Regions from separate parts of the Mus musculus genome. Here region 1 is linked to region 2. A link is a loop called in an ENCODE intact Hi-C map of the cell type or tissue named here. Cell type or tissue: heart. All regions are shown on one strand. Each heading gives the region's core, and the rest is flanking DNA. Links, peaks and the distances in the headings are about the cores only.

The links. Hi-C counts contacts between places; a loop is a spot of excess contacts. Peaks named below come from ENCODE experiments on the same cell type or tissue, not always from the same donor. Only the 100,000 strongest peaks of a DNase experiment are listed, where the experiment ranks them.
Region 1: it touches region 2 in a loop (9-fold over the local background); 12 of 42 quality-filtered maps call a loop at or near these places.

What each region holds. Positions count from the first base shown.
Region 1 is chr4:44,228,875-44,237,891 of GRCm38, forward strand. Rnf38 (ring finger protein 38) reads right to left here and starts at 5,031. Exons shown (of 12, transcript NM_001379580.1): 1 at 4,669-5,031. The coding sequence starts at 4,933. In heart, for the core only: a CTCF peak has its summit at 3,986; DNase peaks (open chromatin) are centred at 4,187 and 4,547; H3K4me3 peaks cover 1,585 bases; H3K27ac peaks cover 1,290 bases.
Region 2 is chr4:44,163,036-44,172,052 of GRCm38, forward strand. The region is part of intron 2 of Rnf38 (ring finger protein 38); the gene reads right to left. Among named protein-coding and RNA genes, the nearest start is that of Mir5106, 54 kb to the right of the region's middle. In heart, for the core only: a CTCF peak has its summit at 4,572; DNase peaks (open chromatin) are centred at 4,976 and 5,366; H3K4me3 peaks cover 2,500 bases; H3K27ac peaks cover 1,964 bases.

The sequences.
Region 1 (9,017 bases), core at 2,427-4,926, 65 kb after region 2:
CTCAAAGTGATAAATATCACATGGTTCAAATCATACCCAGTCATGGAGCAGGAACAAAGCACAGCCTGGGGAAGGGCCTAGAGGCTGGGCTCTGGCAAATCTGAAACAGGGCCTCAAACTCTAGCAAGTGAGCCCGTGACTCGGGTGGCTGGGCCTATTGTCTACCTGGTAAGTCAGAACGTGCCGGAGCAGTGTCATCTTTGACAAAGCTCCAACTGCTGATCTAGGTCCTCTAGAAAATTTAGAGAATCCTCTATGTTCTCCAGAATAAAATAAATTCCAAAATAGAAATTACCCATGGCTAGAAAAAAGGTTCAGCAGTTGAGAACTTATCCATGCTTTCCAGAACTCACGTAGCTCCTTACAATGAAACTACAGTTCCAGGGGATGCAATGCCCTCTTCTAGCCCTAGACACCAGATATGCTATGCTATACAGTCATTCATGCAGACAAAACACCCATACTTATATTTTTTTAATTAAAAATAATAACAAACTTTTTTCTCTTTACTCACAGCAAAACTAGGTTACAGGTCAGAAAAAGTAAAAAAAGAAGCCCGGGGCCTGGAGGCCAGGGCCCGGGGCCTAACAGACTACGCTGGAGTAGATGCTGTAGTTACAGATCCAGCACTATAGGACAAAACTTTATGTTCTATAAACAAGAAAATGAGAGACATCTGAGAAATATTTCAGACATCTGAGAAATATTTCAGACATCTGAAAAATATTTAGAATAATATATGAATAATATATTTAATCTCTATAACTCACATCCAACACTAACAAATCTTAATTTGCAATTTCCTGATCTGAATTTAAGTAATATTAAGTACAATCAGAGCCCTTTGCATACCAGTCTTATCCCATGCTCCACCTTCTCTACCCAGAGATAAGTACTACTTGTGAATTTTTGCAGTCCCGACACATGTGTTTACATTACTATGTATGTATATAACCACAAATAGTTTTGAGTTTTCAAAATACACAAGTGGAAAATTTCTGTAAAAATTCTTCTGGGAGTTGCTCCCCCAAAACATATCAGGTTTTTAATATACATCCATTTGTGATACATTAGCTATAATTTACTGAGGTGGCAGGTTGAGATAAGTTTTTTAGTTGCCCATGCTGGCCTTGAACTTGTTCCACCTCCAAACTATTAGAATTACAGGTATGTGACACCATTGATGCTTTTATTTATGTCCTCGAAGAGCTGTAATATTCAGCTGTGTGGGGGCCCTGGGCGTGTGCGTTCACTGTTCAATGATTGCAGTGTTCACAGGTACTCCTGCACACACCTGCTCATGTGGATGCGAGAGGCAGTTTAGGCATCTTTCTCTACCGCTATTCACCTTATTTTCTTGAGGCTGAGTCTCTCACTGACTGTAGCTATTAAATCTACAGGGTGCAGCTGCCTCCACACTACCTCGCAAGACGAGGGTTGAAGGCAAACACTGCCACAGCTGGCTTTGGGTCTTCATGCTTTCATAGAAAGCACTTCACCTAGTAAGATATCTCTTCAGACTGTGCAAGGGTCTTTCTAAAAGTTTATATGGCCCTACTGGTGCCATATATGAGCTGGAATTATATATATATATATATATATATATATTTTATTTTATATGCATTGATGTTTTGTCTGTATATATGTCTGTGTGAGGGTGTCAGATCCTGAAGTTACACACAGTTGTGAGCTGCCATGTGGGTGCTGGGATTTGAACCCAGGGCCTCTGGAAGAACAGTGTTCTTACTCACTGACCCTTTTCTCCAGCCCCTGGAATAAGATTCTTGTACTTCTCTTGTATTTATTATTGTCTTTACCCATTTTAGATAGATAGGTACGTCAACCAGCTTTTAACTAGCTATTTGTTACACTACTACTACTCTCCAAGGTGGTTGCACACAGTTCCGTTCCCATTAACAGTATATAAAAGTACAGTTTATTAATCCTAGCAGTCAAGTCAGGAATTAGGGAAGGTGCATCTCTGTGAGTTCAAGGCCAACTTGGTCTACATAGCAAGTTCCAGGACAGCCAAGACTACACAGTGGGGCCCTGTTTTTAAAAGTATTTCCCATCTCCCACAGGGCTAGAGCTATAGTTCTGTGACAGAGGACTTGCTTAGCATATAGGAGGCTGGGTCCTACCCTTAGCACAACAACAAAGCAACAGAAGTTTATTATTTCTCTACAATCTTACTAATGCTCACCAGAACATTTAAGTTCTGCCTGGCTGACAGGAATGAAATAGCATATATTGCTGTTCAATTTACATTTGTCTGATTACAAGTCTTTGACAAATAAATGTTCATACACACACACACACACACACACACACATATACATATAGGTGGAAATACATGCTAAATGTGTTTCTTATAGTCACAGTTTGTTTGTACTATTAGGAATAAAACCCAGGGCCTGAAAGGTACTAGACAAGCACTCTCCCTTCTATTACATTTCAAAACAGGATTTTGAGGCTCAGCAGTTATGATCACTGGCTACACTTGAAAAGGGCCGAGGCTCAGACCCTAGCACCCAAATGAAGGCTCACAACAGCCTGTAACTGGACTTCCAGAGTTTCTGACACTCTAATCTGGCCTTCATGTGATGCACATACATAAACACCTGCAGACAAAACGCTCACACATGCAAAATAAACCTATTAACCAGGTGTGGCAGCACAAGTCTTTTTAGTCCTTCCACTCAGGAGGCAGAGGTAGGTGGATCTGTGAGTTCGATGCCAGCCTAGTCTACAATGCAAGTCCAGGACAGCTAGGGAAGGCTTAGAAAAACCCTATCTTGAAAACACACAAATAAGTAGATAAATAGATAAATAAATAAATCTTTAAACACATACATACATACATACATACACACACACACACACACACACACACACATACACACATGCAAATCTGTAACAAAATCCTAGGATTTTTCCTAAATTGACCAGGCTTCCCACTTGCTGCGGTGACCAGCTGGCCTGAAACTCTTAATCCCTCAGTCTTCCTAGTGCTGGGACCACAACCCCAAAGCAGCCTTCCAACAGCACCCAAGACAGAAAGCTCAGGTACAGTGCAGGACAGTAAAGAAACAGCTGACTTTAAGGAATCAATCTGGAGAAAAGGCCTTAATTAATTCACTTGCTAATTAGTCTTTCTCTTCCTTCTTTTGTCAAGCCTTACTTTCAAGACAATACCTTAGGCACTCTAGGGTCTGTATCCTTAGGGATGAGAATGAAGAAAGTAGGTGAAGTTAAGGGCAGCATGAGTCTATAACATATTACAACTGTCCTTACCAAAACAAAACCAAAAAAAAAAAAAAAAAAAAAAACCACACACAAAATTATGTCAGACCCATAGGAAAACTCTATATTGTAGACAGCGCTCAGCTTGAAGAGGCTCACTTCAAACTTACCCTATTTGCTTTGCTTGCCTTTTGGAAGCATCCCAGTCTTTTTCTCTAAGCTATCTGCTCTCCTCCCTCCCCTTCAGCAATCCCTTTATCTCCCTTCCCCCACAATAACTACATACCCTCTCTTTTTCCCCATTCCACAGCTTCTACTGATCTTTCCTCATTGCCTGCTATCCTTCCATTGCTTTCTCCTCTGGAAATAATTATTATCCCCTCGCCTTTTCTAAGATGCACGCAGAGTAAAAGCAACTCGCCTAATCACCCCAAGTAAGAATGGATTCCTCCTGAATTGTAAAGCAGGCAGGAGGGTGAGTTGTCCTAACCCTCCCAACTTCCTTCCCCCTTCTAGGACAGCTGCTCTTCCTCAGAGAATTCTCCAAGTGTGTTAAGTCCAGACCATCTAGAAAAGGCTCGGATGGCCTTCTGTCGCATGCATGCTTTTACCAGGACCAGTTATGTATTTCTGTTCCGGGCATAAACAAAACTCGGGCAATTTCCTGGAAAAAGACACTGTATAAACAGGCCTCCTTCCCTTTCATTCCCGCTGGGCTGGCTTAGCCTATGCAGTAGTGAGAAGGCTGACCTGGAGAGGGCCAAACGGTCCCCGAGTCAAGTTTCCAAAGCTCTACTCCACTACCTCAATAAAACCCTCTCGGAGCACATCCCCCTCCCCGCCCCCGGCAGGAGTCCTGCTCGCTCCAGCTCCCAAAATCGGCTCCCCAGGGCACTAAGCTCCCGAGGCAGCTCCTGTTTCTCCTTCCTACCTGTCCTGGTCAGCTTAGCATAGGTTAGCTACCCTGGTGGGTGTGCCAGGGCGCAGGCCCCAACCCCCTTCTTCCTACCACTCCAGACTCAGGGGCTGGGGACTCTGCCTCCTCCTCCCAGCCCCCTCGGCTGACGGCCCGCGCCAGCTCCAGGGTGGCCCTGGTTCTCAGCCAAGACACGACTCTAGCTGGCTTTGTGACCTTGGGCAAGTCACTTCCCCCGGTAAGCCTCAGTTTCCTCCCCGGCAGAGCCGATTCCTCACGAGGTCCTGCCCTGCCCACCCCGCAGGAAGGGGCTGCCCAGCGGGTGCGAAAACGCTTTGTGAGGCGCTCTGCCCGGCGGAGGAGCAGGGCTCCCGGGGTCTCCCGGGCTGGACAAAGCTGTGGCGGGCAAGGCTCCTCCCTCTCCGCGGGACCCCTTGCCCCGGACTGACCCTCACCCCTCCCCGCACAGCCCGCCCCGCCCCGCCCCGCCTCGCCGGCAGACCCCGTACCTGCTCCGGGCGCTCTGCCGCAGGCACCGACACCCTGCGCCCCGCTCCGAAGAGGCCCGTGGCCCGGAGGGCTAAGGCGGCCGGCGGTGATGGGCTCGGGCCGGGGCGGCGGCGGGGGCGGCGGGGGGCGCGGGCGGCGGGGGGGCCCGAGCTCGGCGGGCCCCGGCCTGGGAGACGACGACCGAGGCTGGAAGTGCGCGGCGGCGGCGGCTGAGGCGGCGGCGGCGGCGGCGACCGCGACCGCGGCGGCGGCGCTTCCGCTCATGGCGGGGCCGCGGGCAGCGGCTCGGACTGCGACTCGACTCCGGCGCGGCGGGCGCTGGCTGGGCCCGGACCGGCGGCGAAGGAGGCTGTGGCGGCGACGGAGGCGGCTCCCGGCGGGCCAGGAGGCGGAGCCGAGCCGCGGCGGCGGCGGCGGCGGAGGGGGCGGGGACGCCGGGGGGCGGGGAGACCGCGCCGCGCCGCCAATGAGCGCTGGGCTCCGGGCCGTGGCTCCCGGGCGGCGTCTAGGGGGATCCTCAGCAGCCGCGGCCCGCCCAAGCGGGGAGGCCCGGGCCAAAGCTCTCGGCATCTGCGCCCCAGCCCGGTGCTGCCCCGCCCCCGGCCCGCCTCCGGGGCGCGGCCGCGGGCCTCGGAGGCCAGGCCGACCGCTGCGCAGGCCCTGCCGCTCTGCTGCCTCGGGCGGTGTCTGCGCTGGGGAGTGTACCCCGGTCCGCCCCGGTTAGCCTCAGCCTGCCGGGCGTTCCTCTGCCTTCCCTGCGCCTGCCTGCCTGCTTGCTTCCTGCCTCTGCCCCCTGCACGTCGGTCCTCCCTCCCGGTTGTCTCCTCAAAGTTTGTGCTTTTGAGACACTTAGGAAAGAAACTCTCTCTTCGCTTCTGAGGCTGATTGGTGATAGATCAGTCTCCGCGGAGCCCTAGAGAACCGCAGAGGCGGAGACGCAAGAGTTGGAGATGAACGAGCGCCCTTCCCTGAGTCCTGGAGACCCATCTTGAATTCCCAGCAGAAGCCAGTCCGACTCAGCGGTGGTCCTCGCCCCTGTCTCCGACTTTCTCTTCCTCTTTCTCACTTTAAATACCCTTGTCGGGAAAGCCCTGACAGGAAGCCGTCCAGGCAACTGGGCCTAATCTCAGAAGAGGAAGAGGCTTCGAAGTGAGGAAACATTCGGAGCTGTACTGAAGGCTTTCCTATTATTTGGGGAAGATTTCTGAGGATTCAAAACACCATCATTCCCCCTCCCCCCGGTCTGCCCTCTTTTCTCAAATGCGATGTTGGCGGCTGAACCGATTATCTTCCCATCATTCTCTGGCTCTCGGCGTTATCCATGGAAGAGCAAAATAAACCCAACCATGTGCTGAGTAGAGTCTCTAAGTACAGGCATGTGGGTAAGGGTGCAGCTAAGCTGCTGGCTAGATTGTTTTAATAAAAATTAGCCTCAGCTTTTTCCCTGCACCATGCAAAGAAAGACTGGGAGGGCAAAGCAGACGATCTTTGGCAACAGACATTTCCAAGTCCGCAGTTGACACTAGATGATGCATTGTCTTTCATCTATCCGGTCATTAGCGGTGCTCAGAAATGAAGCTACGACGATAATAACGATATTGTCCAGGCCTTCAGAGAGCTTGCAATCTCCTTGGAGGTCAGAGAGTCTTAGAAGTTATGGATGATAATTGCATCAGAGAAGATCATTCTTGGTCACTTGAGATATTTGTAGTCAAATTTCTGAGCTACACAGAACCTATCTCAAAAAACAAAAACAAAACAAAACAAAAAAAAACCACACACACACACACACAACAACAACAAACCTTTTAAAGATCTTAAGAGCCGGACGTGGTGGCACACGCCTTTAATCCCAGCACTCAGGAGGCAGAGGCAGGCGGATTTCTGAGTTCGAGGCCAGCCTGGTCTACAAAATGAGCTCCAGGACAGCCAGGGCTATACAGAGAAACCCTGTCTCGAAAAACCAAAATAAAATAAAATAAAATAAAAAAGATCTTAAGGATGAGTAGTTCACCAAGAAGGACAGCTCGGGGAAGCTGTACTGAAACACAGTGAGATTATCTTTGACCAAAGGACCTAAATTTTCCTGCATTTCATCCCTGAGTTTCTTGTCACAGGAGAGTCAGATAATGTATTTTCAGGCCAGGGCCTCCATCCTAATAAGGCCACTGAAGAACATCTGTAAACTACTGTCCAGAGGCATCGTCCCTTTCATGAATCGCAGCCATCTTGAGCATTGTTTACCCTGTTTTTGTTGTTATTGTTGTTTTGTTTGTTTTTCAAAACAGGGTTTCCTCTGTGTAGCCCTGGCTGACCTGGAACTCAGGCTGTAGACCAGGCTGGCCTTGAACTCATCTGTCTGCCTCTGTATCCTGAGTGCTGTGACTTAAAGGCGTGAGCCACCACCACCCAGCCAGGTTAGTCTCTTTTTATCCCCACAGTCAACACCCCAGAGTCATCTCTTACAGCTCCAAGCTAGAGCAAATGTCTTAAGTGACCACCCTAAAGAGAAAGAACAGACTAGCAGTGTAGTCTAGTCAGCCCAAAGAACCCATCAAAGGATGCCTTGAGACCAGGAAGAAATGAGAGAGGGCCCAAAAGCCCTGAGTCATCGCCACACCCCCTAAGACATCATGAAAGCCTGGGCCCTCCTGCCTGCTGTGGCCCACTGGCCATTCTCCATTGGTGATTAGTGAGAGAGACTAAATCTATGGGTGTAGAAAACCCGCAGGTGTAAGAGATCAATAGGGTTGATCACTAAGGAGGTGCTGCAGAGGTCAGAAGGAAGAAAAGATTGTGAGGAGATCAAACTGGGAAGTTGATCTTTTGGTTATTTTGGGGTTTTTTGTTTGTTTGTTTATTTTTGTTTTATTTTTCAGCGCTGAGGACTGAACCCATGACCTTGCGTTTGCTATGCTAGCTCTCTACCACCTAGCTAAACCCCCAACCCCCAAACTGGGGAGTTGAAATGCTGGATATGTACACAGTGCAGCATTATTCATCTGTAAAGAACAACAGAAGCTCACCATGTGCAGCTAAAGAAGTGGATCTGGAAGACATCATGTTGAGACAAGTACTACATGCTCCTCTCACGTGCGAAACGTTTTACAACATAAACCCCATAGGCTGTGGAGATGACAAACCCCACACCCAAAGCACCATTCTCCGAGGACCCATGTGAAAGGACAGAATTGGCTCCAGCAAGTTGTCCTCTGACTTCCACACAGCCTTCATAGCGTGCACTCACGCCACCCCCCAACCTACCCACCCACACAAACACTTAAATGTAATAATTTTGTAATAAAAAATGTAGCCCAGCGGTGGTGGGACAGGCCTTTAATCTCAGCACTTGAGAGGCAGAGGCAGGCAGATTTCTGAGTTCGAGGCCAGCCTGATCTACAAAGTGAGTTCCAGGACAGCCAGGGCTATACAGAGAAACCCTGATTCGAAAAACCAAAAAAAAAAAAAAAAAAAGAGAGAGAGATACACATGGTCACACATGCCTATAATCCTACACTGGAAAGCAGAGGCAGGGGGAATGCAGATGTGAACCTGTATTTCATGCACAAATAAATAAATTAAAATTTGGAAATATATAAATGAAAATTTATGTTAAAAATCAACAGGCAAGTAGGATAGTGATTACGGAACATTGGGAAGGGTGGGAAATAGGTGGTTGGATTTTACTTGTGCTAAATTGTATACATATGTATCTGTATCATACCGAATCCTATTACTATGTGTAATATGTGTCTAAAAGATAAGGCTAAATTATACAGTCTTGAACGCCATGTTGAGGGGCATCAGAGCTACTTATGTGGTGAGTGAAGGGGCTCGCTGGAGTCACTGAGGAAACACCATGATCAGGACACACTTTGGAAACACTCTGGATGAGTGTTACATAGGAGGTGGGTCAGAAGAAAGCATGACACCAGAAAACGGGCTACAAAGCTCTTAGGCAAAGGGTGAGAAAGATCCAAACTAAGGCACAGTGGTAGGAATAGAAGCCATGACGGTGTAGAGTCAAAGGCAGCTGGGGCCAGAGAGGTGGCTCGGTGGTTACAAGCACTGTCTGTTCTTTCTTTCTCTCTCTTTCTTTCTTTCTTTCTTTCTCTCTTTTTCCTTCTTTCTTTCTTTTTTCCTTCCTTCCTTTCTCTCTCTCTCTCTCTCTTTCCCTCTTTCTTTCTTTCTTCTGTGTGTGTATGCATTCACATGTGTGTATGCATTCACGTGTGTGTGTGTGTGTGTGTGTGTGTGTGTGTGTGTGTGTGTGTATAAGCCAGGGGATGACTCGCTGGGGTCAATTCTTTCCTACCATGTGGACTCTCAGGGATCTAACCCAAGTGGT
Region 2 (9,017 bases), core at 3,598-6,097:
AGTTCCAGGCCTAGTCAGAGCTACACAGCGAGACCCCATTTCAAATAAATAAAACAAATTATATAAACACACACATGCACACACACCTACACCTACACCTACCTATAAGGCATTTTCTTGATTAATGACTGATGTGGAAGGGCCAGGCCCATGGAGCAAGCAGGCCATCCCTGGGCAAGTGGTCCTGGACTGCATTAGAAAGCAGGTTGGGCAAGACAGTCTAAGCAGTGTAAGTACCACAGTCTCTACTTCTGCTCCTGGCCTAACTTCCCTTTAGGATGGATTCTGAGCTATATATAAGTGACATAAACTCTTTTTCCCGAGGTTGCTTTTGGTAACTGTTTGTCACACCAACAGGAAGCAAACCAGGACAGTCTCTCTGATCTGCACACACTGTACAGGTTTAATTGAACTGATTAAAAAGGCATGCACTTCAGAAAGACCAAGGAGGACCTTAAATCTTAGTTCACCTTGGAGTTTAAACAGTTTTAAAAGTAACACTGTTCTTTACCACTTAGTTTGACCACCATTAGTCTGTAATTCAAAATGTAAGCATGCTTCCAGTTAATTAAAAATAAACTTGTTACCTTGTAAAAAACTGTTAGGCATAATTTCACTGATTCTTCCTTGATTAGGCTAAGGTTTTACCACACTCCTAAGCTGATACACTGTGTGAGTCTCTAGCCTGCAAATGTTGAGCACTAGGGATACTTGGTAACTGCAGCCTAGCTCAGGATGCAGCTTCTAACTGCCACAGCAGCACAGCCGAGAGGAAATCTGCAACCTCTTAACTTCTTTTTTAGTGTTTGTTTACAGGTAACTAGATGGCAAACTCACCCGGTGTAGCTGGAAAGTAAGACTAACGTTTACATATGCCTTTCAAGCATCAGGGCATTAGTAGTTTATGATACTTTGGGCAGCTAATAACATCAATAACAATTTAATCCTTGTCTTAGAGATTAGCACAGTTGCACTATTGTGCTAATAGGATTTAAGGAAACACTGTTCCTTCTAAAATGGTTTCTAATGGCAGCTTTCTACTATATTCAGTTTTTGTTTTTTTTTTTTTCATAAAAATGGAGAGATTTAACAGTCTTCTGTGCCAGCTTTTTTGTCTGTTTTTAAGACAGAGGATGACCTTAAACTCCCAAGCATCCTGCCTCAGACTCCTAGGTATTAAGGATGTACACCACAACTTCCAGGATAGTACTCAATAATGTACTTTTTACAAATTATGTTGCCTGAAACCTGACTTCAATCCCTAGGATCCACATGTACCCCTGGCACAGGTGAGGCAAACACATAAGATAAATGTAAATGTTTAAATTTACAATTTTTATCAGTAATTTCTTTGCTTAATCACTTTTTATTCCTTGGTGGATTTTTCTGAAATCCTGTCAACAAATTTCTTTATTATAAATTGATATAATCAATTGTGACATTTCTTCTATACATGTATGTTATCCTTTATGCCCGCCTTCCTGTCTTACATGTCCCCCACTCTTTGTTCCTTGTCTCTCATCAGAGAAAGCATGTGATATTTGTCTGACTTAATTTAACACAGTGGTTCCCCAGTCCCACCAAATTGGAAATAAATGTAATAAATTGGTCGATAAAAAGCAAAATCACAAAGCCATTGAATCTAAAATATGTGCTCTGCAGCAAAAGAGGTCAAAATCCTGTAAACCCGTAAATGTTCCAACACAGTTGTAGTATGGCAGCACAAAACTGTAATTCTAGAACTCTGGAGAGCCAGAAATTCAAAGTCAACCTCAGCTACACCGGAAATGAGGCCAATCTGGTCTGTAAGAGATCTTGTCTCAATAAACAAGTTTAGAACAAAAGTATGACTAAACATGTGCCATAAAGCTGAGATAAATTTTAGTTCAAAAACCATAATCTGTGTTTAGTGCTGTTGCGATTACCTAGAAGTGTAATATACTCTACTCATTGAGAGAATAAATCTCCCAAACTAATCGAATGATACAACAGTCAGCTTTGCTGGATTATGTCACAAGTTTATTATAAATCTGCTCACAATTAAACAGGCTAATAAAACTTGGAGTGCTGGAGAGATGGCTCAGGATAATTTGCTTGGCTCACAAGCATGAGGACTTGAGGTCCAATCCCCAGAATCCATATAAAGTCAGGAAGAATAGTAATGCATCCCAGTGCTCCTGTGGTAAACTGAGCAACAGACAGGAGACTCCATGAAATTCACCAGCCAGTTAGCCTGGTGTATACAGCAGTGGGCAAGAGCGCCTGTCTCAAGACAGTAGGTATGAATGAATACCTAAGGCTGTCCTCTGACCTCTCAGCACTATCTGTGTGTGCCATTTTTGAGAAGCCACTAGACACTAATTGGGGTAAACATGGGGGTGCTAAGTAAAACTTATTCCCATTCTTGATTTAAGACAAACTAAGTAGATCTATGTCTTTTGGGAATCACTCAAAACCAAGGTTGGTAAAAAACAACTAAAGACTACTTGCTCCCTCTCCTTTTCCCAGTCCAGAGTTCCATAGCACAATGGTAAGACACAACTAAGACACAACTAAGTAGTATAGTATAGACAGACAAACTGGGAGGAAATGAGAATGTGTACATCACCCCTGTACTTCATTTGTTTAAATTTCTCTTTCATTTACTACAAAGAATTCAATCATTTTGTTCCTTTAGCCAATGTCATAATAGGTATTTAATATCTTCTGATAGATGGGATAGAACCAGAACTGTATGTACAAATTAATACTGCAATGCTTATGTTCCCTGCAGAGAAAACTGAAAGCAATCTATGAAATGAAGCAGTTATATTCATATATGCACCTAACTGAAAAACAAGCAGAAAATTTGTAAACAGCACCAGAGACACCATGCAACAATCAAGACTAATCAAGAACTACCTACCTTTCCAGTAAGAGAGATTACAAAACAGTGCTCCAAACTAATGGCAGCACAAAATACAAAACAGATAGAACTAAAGATAAACATCTTGACTAACAGTCTTTCTACACTGCTCAAGGATCTAACCATTTTGGAGATTTTTATTTTAAAGGCTTCTCACCCACATTAAGCTAAATAAAAATATAATCACAGTGCCTGGCAGTGTTAACTAAGACTTATCCAATGCTGGGGCAAAGAGAGACAATAGATCTATCTAATGCTTACAGACTCCCTTAGTAGATTTGTTCCAATCTTTGTCAAAAATCAGACTGCTCTAGTAAAGAAAAGAATTTATACATACGTAGATTAATATTTACCAACTTAGTTAAGGATAAGGCCCGATGAAATGGCTCAGCAGGTGAAGGTGCTTGCAGCAAAGCTGGAGACTTATCAACCTCCAGAACACATGAGGCAGAGGCACCCAACCAAATAGGGCAAGTTGTCCAAACATATTTATTGTTAAAAACATTTTTAAAAGAATCAAGATGGGCATAAACTTTAACAAGCGTAGAAACACAGCCAACTACCTTTTGGAATGTAATACACCACTGGTGGAAGGATCAGAGGGTTTAAATACAATTCTTTCTTAACTTACAGAGAATGTGAGGCCAAGATCTCTTAGAGCAGAACCTAATACTATCCTTTGAGTCCTCCAGAGCTTGTAGAAAAAGTAGTACTTACTCCTACATAAAACTAAAGAATTGACTTTAAAGTAGAACCTTATAATCAACAGGCTTAGGATAAGCAGGTTTTCTAAAGGCAAAATACATATATACTAGTATGTTTCTAAAGTAAAAGGAACTATCTCAAGAGGACAATTCCCACTCAAAATTGTCATCTTTGAGTGTTACTTATTTCCGCAAGAAACCCAACACGTTTGATCTTGTCATTTTTCAAGTAAGTTGGATTTCGCCATTAGACAGTGTGTTCCCCAAAATGAACCACAAGTTTATTTTTCGACTATGATTCAAATGTAATTGGAATTCCTTAAATCCTGGTTACAAAGTTGCATGCTAGTTAAAGAAACTTCGTTAAGTAAATGTTACTACAATAGTATCTGCAAAACAGGCAGTATTCGGCAGACTTAAGAATTCCAAGAGTCATGTATGAGCGCTGAATACATTTCAATATCCACCTCGTATAAGGAAAGAAATCGCTATCCAACGATTATATTTAAGTATTCAACTCTATGGTAAAAGAATTAGCACGTTCAACTTTTACTGAATGGCCTCTAACACAAAAGCGTTGTCCTCGTTGGATCATATATAGGGGAAAAAAAACCAACAACTTAGTTCTCGTTGGCTTTCGGTAACCCGAAAAACTCCTGTTTCAAAAACCAACCTCTCTCATTCTTCAGCCCTGAAAGGAAGAACTTCCATCCACTGAGAACAAAACGGAGCCCGTCCAGAAACCCGCGGAGGTAGAAGGCCGCGAGAGAGGACCCCTCCAACCGGGTTCTGAGTTCTCCCAAGTGACATCATCACTTCACCTGCGTCTCGTCCAGGCAGGGGCGGGCCGGCTCCCCGCCGCCGCGGGAACAAAGAGCGCCAGGCTGCCGGGAAACGTCCGCCGAGCGCGGCCCGCCGGCTCCCAACCTCCCGCGGCCAGTACCGCCCTCGCGCGGGAGCCAACGGCCGTCGCCGCCAGTACCTGCGAGGGGAGGCTCCGCCCTGCGGGGCTGCTCCCACCGCTCCCGGCCGGGCCGCCGCCTCCTATTGTGACTGCTCGCCCCGCCGGCGGCCAGCTCGCCAGGGCCGCCGTCCCCGATCGTCCTTGCCCTCGGAACCCGGGTTCCGACTGAGGCGCTGTCACGGCGCTTCCTTCCTCTTGGCACCATCACACGCGCCTCTCCAGAAACCCACGGCTCCACGCCCTGCGCCGAAGGAGCCGACTAGCGCCTGGGAAGCCCCATCTTTTCTGCCCGCCGTCCCAACCGCCCCGGCCTCCGGAGGCACGCCCGCCAGCCGCACGAGGGGCCCCGCCCCAGCCCACCCCACTGCACCCCTTGTCAGCGCTCGCGGACCCGCGCGGGCCGCGCCGGCGCAGTGAATTGCGCTGCGCGCGCAGGCGATACCCCAAGCGCTACGCTTCGAACCGCAGAACTCGACAGCCTCCCACCTCGGAGTTCCGGACGCCCGCCCCTCCCCTCCCCTCCCCTCCCCTCCCCTCCCCTCCCCTCCCCTCCCCTCCCCTCCCCTCCCCTCCCCTCCCCTCCCCTCCCCTCCCCTCCCCTCCCCTCCCCTCCCCTCCCCTTGCCCGCACAAACCTAGCCAGCCAAGCGCAGGATCGCCGGGTAGCTCCGCCTCTTCCCCCGCGCCGAGCCCCCTTTGTTTCCACCCGCGGGGGCGGGGCCGCGCACGTCCAGGCCGCTCGGGCCAGTTCCGGCAACAGAGCCGGTGCGCAGCGCCCCTGCGCAGCCCCGCCCAAGCTCACTCGCTCGGCTTGCTCGGGCGGCGAAGGTGGGGAGGTGGGGCAGCGTCTCCCAACGCAGGGAGTGCCTAGCCCGGCGGCAGCTCTCGCTCCCGCCAGCAACTCTAAAAGTCAGCAGTAGAGCAGTAAACCTCACAATATAGTATGTATTTACATGACCTAAGATGCAGGAACTTTTACTGATGTAGACACGTGGTTTCAAAACAAAACAAGCAGGCTTGTATCTAACTTGTCCAACCCTCAGGACGACGGTGACAGATTCTGTGACTTTGCTGAGATAGGAAGTTAAGTTCGAATACTAAATGAAGCCTCAGCTCACTATTGGGGTGAAGATCCAATAGAGAACATAAACCCTATATTGGCTCAGTAAATACAAGGAAAAGAATTGTTCAATACCATTGGAAATTATGGAAAAGTAGGCTTTTTAAGTAGAAATTAGAAGTTTCTTTAAAAGTTTATTAAAAGTTAAAGGATCGGTGAACAGAAAACTCAGACTGAGCTGGGCATGGCGGGCTCAAACCCTGGGAAAGCTGAGAAAGAGGACGAATAGGAGCTTTAGGTCCGCCTGGTCTACTGTATCAAAATCCGGTCTAAAACCTAGAGTCGAAGAAAGAAGGTGGGTGTAGGAGGAGGCTAAGAATAAACAGGAGGGGGTGGGGTAAAAGGGCAGAAAAGGGAAAGCAATCAAACCTCTAGAGGGCTTAACCCTTCCCTTCTTCCTTCTCTGAGTCTCAGTGGCCTCGGGTAAGAAAATCAACACTAAAATGTTTCAGGATCTTCTTGGATCATATACATTGTTTAGGAACAACACCATATGATAATTATGTACATCTGTCAACCAGTACCAGAGCACCACTGCTCTATTGTGACTAACTCCAAGGCTCACTATTTCAGGTGCTTAGCAACTGTTGAAGCAAAGTTCTAGCAATTCTTGCATAATTCTAATACAAAGGGAAGCTGGAAAGAGAAGTATTCCCTCACCCCAGTTCTTCACCCCCATTATGTTTCCTTCTCTTTTCTTTGCCTCCCCACCCCAACTCACTCTTAGACCAGGCTGGCCTTGAACTCACAGAGATCCATTTGCCCCTTTCTCTAGTGTGCTGGGATTAAAGGCATGTACCATTACACCCAACTTCTAAATGCTTTCTTAGCCCACAAGTCTGATACAGATAAAAACACAGTGACGGGGCATGCTTTTCATAAGACAACTGACAATCTAATGTGGTGGGGCAGAAATTATGTCTTAGTTGTTCAACAGTAGTTTCAGCTAAAGCTTTGCTTGCTGTCTTTTTCCACAATGGCAGAAAGCCCTGTTGAAGAGTTTTAAGCGCGCGCACACACACACGCGCGCGCACACACACACACACACACACACACACACACACACACTTTCTGTAATGAGAATTTTCTACATCTGCACAGCCCAGAAGGTATCAGAGCTATACCATGGATACCAGAAAGTATCCATGTGGTATAGCACTGGAAATGTATGTAATTAGTACATACTAGTGAACTAACATTTTTAAAGCTGCATATCCAGCACCTGAAAGAAAAGTTGCTGTGGCAAGAGCTTTTTGAGGACTTCAAGGCTGTCCTTTAGAAGTGGTTTTCTTGTCAGGTGAAAACTGTGACTGTCTTCTTGAAGTCCTTTATCAGATCACTGCCTATGAAATGGGGACGTGTGGAAGTGGACTTCAAATGTATCTGGTAGTTGTAACTGAGCTCAGCCCAGGGGCCCTACCCTTCTAATACAAAGGAGGAAGAGCAGTCATCACAAACCTCCACTAAAGTAGACACCCAGCACCTCACAGGAACCATAAAGAAGCTCAGATCTGACCGCAATGAAAATTCACAGCACTCCAATTCTGTATCCGGTTTCATTTTCTCAAGGATTTGGCTCTAACTATTCTCCTCCTTATGCCATCAAGTTTTTCTATCTTTATTGGGACATTACAAACACACCGTTAATTTTCTCCACCTTGAAGTTTTTAAGTATAGCTACAGGTTTGGTGTTCATCTGTTGTTATCTAAGTTACGTGAAACTCAGCGCTGGAACACACGTCTAACATGTTAAGGCCTTGAGCTGGATCTCCAATACCTGCCTATCTACTTCTTTACAGAGATCATTAAGGAATTTGTCTAAGAGATATTTCTAGCACTTGTGCTAGAATATGATTTGGTGAGGTAGTCATCAAACTGGCTTTCTTGGCAGCTGTGTAGTAGCACGTCTCTGATCCCAGCATTTGAGATGCTAAGGGCAGGCAGATTAAGGATTCTGGTCAAGCCTGGGTTGTGTACAAGACAGTTTCAAAAAGAAAAACGCTCTTTATCACCTTCACAGATTTTATTTTTGGGTTCAGAAATCTTGTCCACTCTTGTCTTTTGAATTTCAATAAAAAAGTTTTAGTAACTGTAAAGAAGAACAACTGGGATTTAAATTGGGACTTCGCTGAACCTGGAGATGAGAAGGCAGTGTTAGTCGGATAATGCCAAGTCCTCCAGCACCCGAGCAGGGTAAAGCCTTTGATTTGCTCTAATTTTTTTTTTTTTAAATCATGCTTCACAATGTTCTGTAATTATCTTACATCTCAGTTCTTAAGTTTGTTCCAATTGACTTTTCTAACTCAGTTGTAATAGTTAATCTCAACCCTTCAGGCTTTTAAAAATAAAAAGTCCTGTTTAAATTCTTTATATTCAGCTGAAAATAACAAAACTATTTTTTTTTCTTGCCAACATATTCTTGCCACTTAACTGTCCTTCTGCACCACCTGGTAAGTACATCCCAGTCAGAGGGAGACAGCCACGGGACAACCTTGTTTTTCCTATCAAATCTCCACTAGACAACTGTGGTCATTTGAGTATGGAGTGTTCAGGGCATTTTTCGGGTATTTCCAGGGAGTGAAATAATTTAAGGAGAGTCTTCTATTTCTAACTTGCTGAAAGTTAGAAATAACTTGGTGGTTTAATTGTACCAAAATTTTCTTTTCCTATCATATTTTTTAGTTAACATATAAACTGTATTAGTTAGATTTTGGCTATTGAACCATTAAGTCCATTCAGGTCTTATGATTGTTCTTTTTAAATACTGATGGGTTTGGTCTACTTATATTCTTTAGTACATTTATTTTTTGTCCTTGTATAATTTCCCATTTAATGCCTACATCAGGTTTTATTACAAATATTTCTGTTAGTCTTAGAAAATATCAATCTCTCCCACACTCTCCTGTGCTCTAGAAACAAATGAAGGACTGTAGGACCGCTGTTACACTTTCTTCAAACATTTGAAAAAATTCATTGACTAGCAACCTATTCATGGAATTAAAATTTTTTAGATTCTTAGCCTTTATTTATTTATTTAGGTTTTTTGAAACAGGGTTTCTCTGTGTAGCCCTGGCTGTCCTGGAACTCACTCTGTAGACCAGGCTGGCCTCGAACTCAGAAATCACCTGCCTCTGCCTCCTGAGTGCTGGGATTAAAGGAGTGCACTACCAACGCCCGGCTCTTAGCCTTTATTTTTAATGAAGAAGAAAACAACTGTAATATTAGGATAGATAGACACACAGACACAAAGACATGAAGATCTCACAATTTGCTTTTGGAAAAACTACATTCCAACTATGTGAATTTGGAAAACATTATAAATATA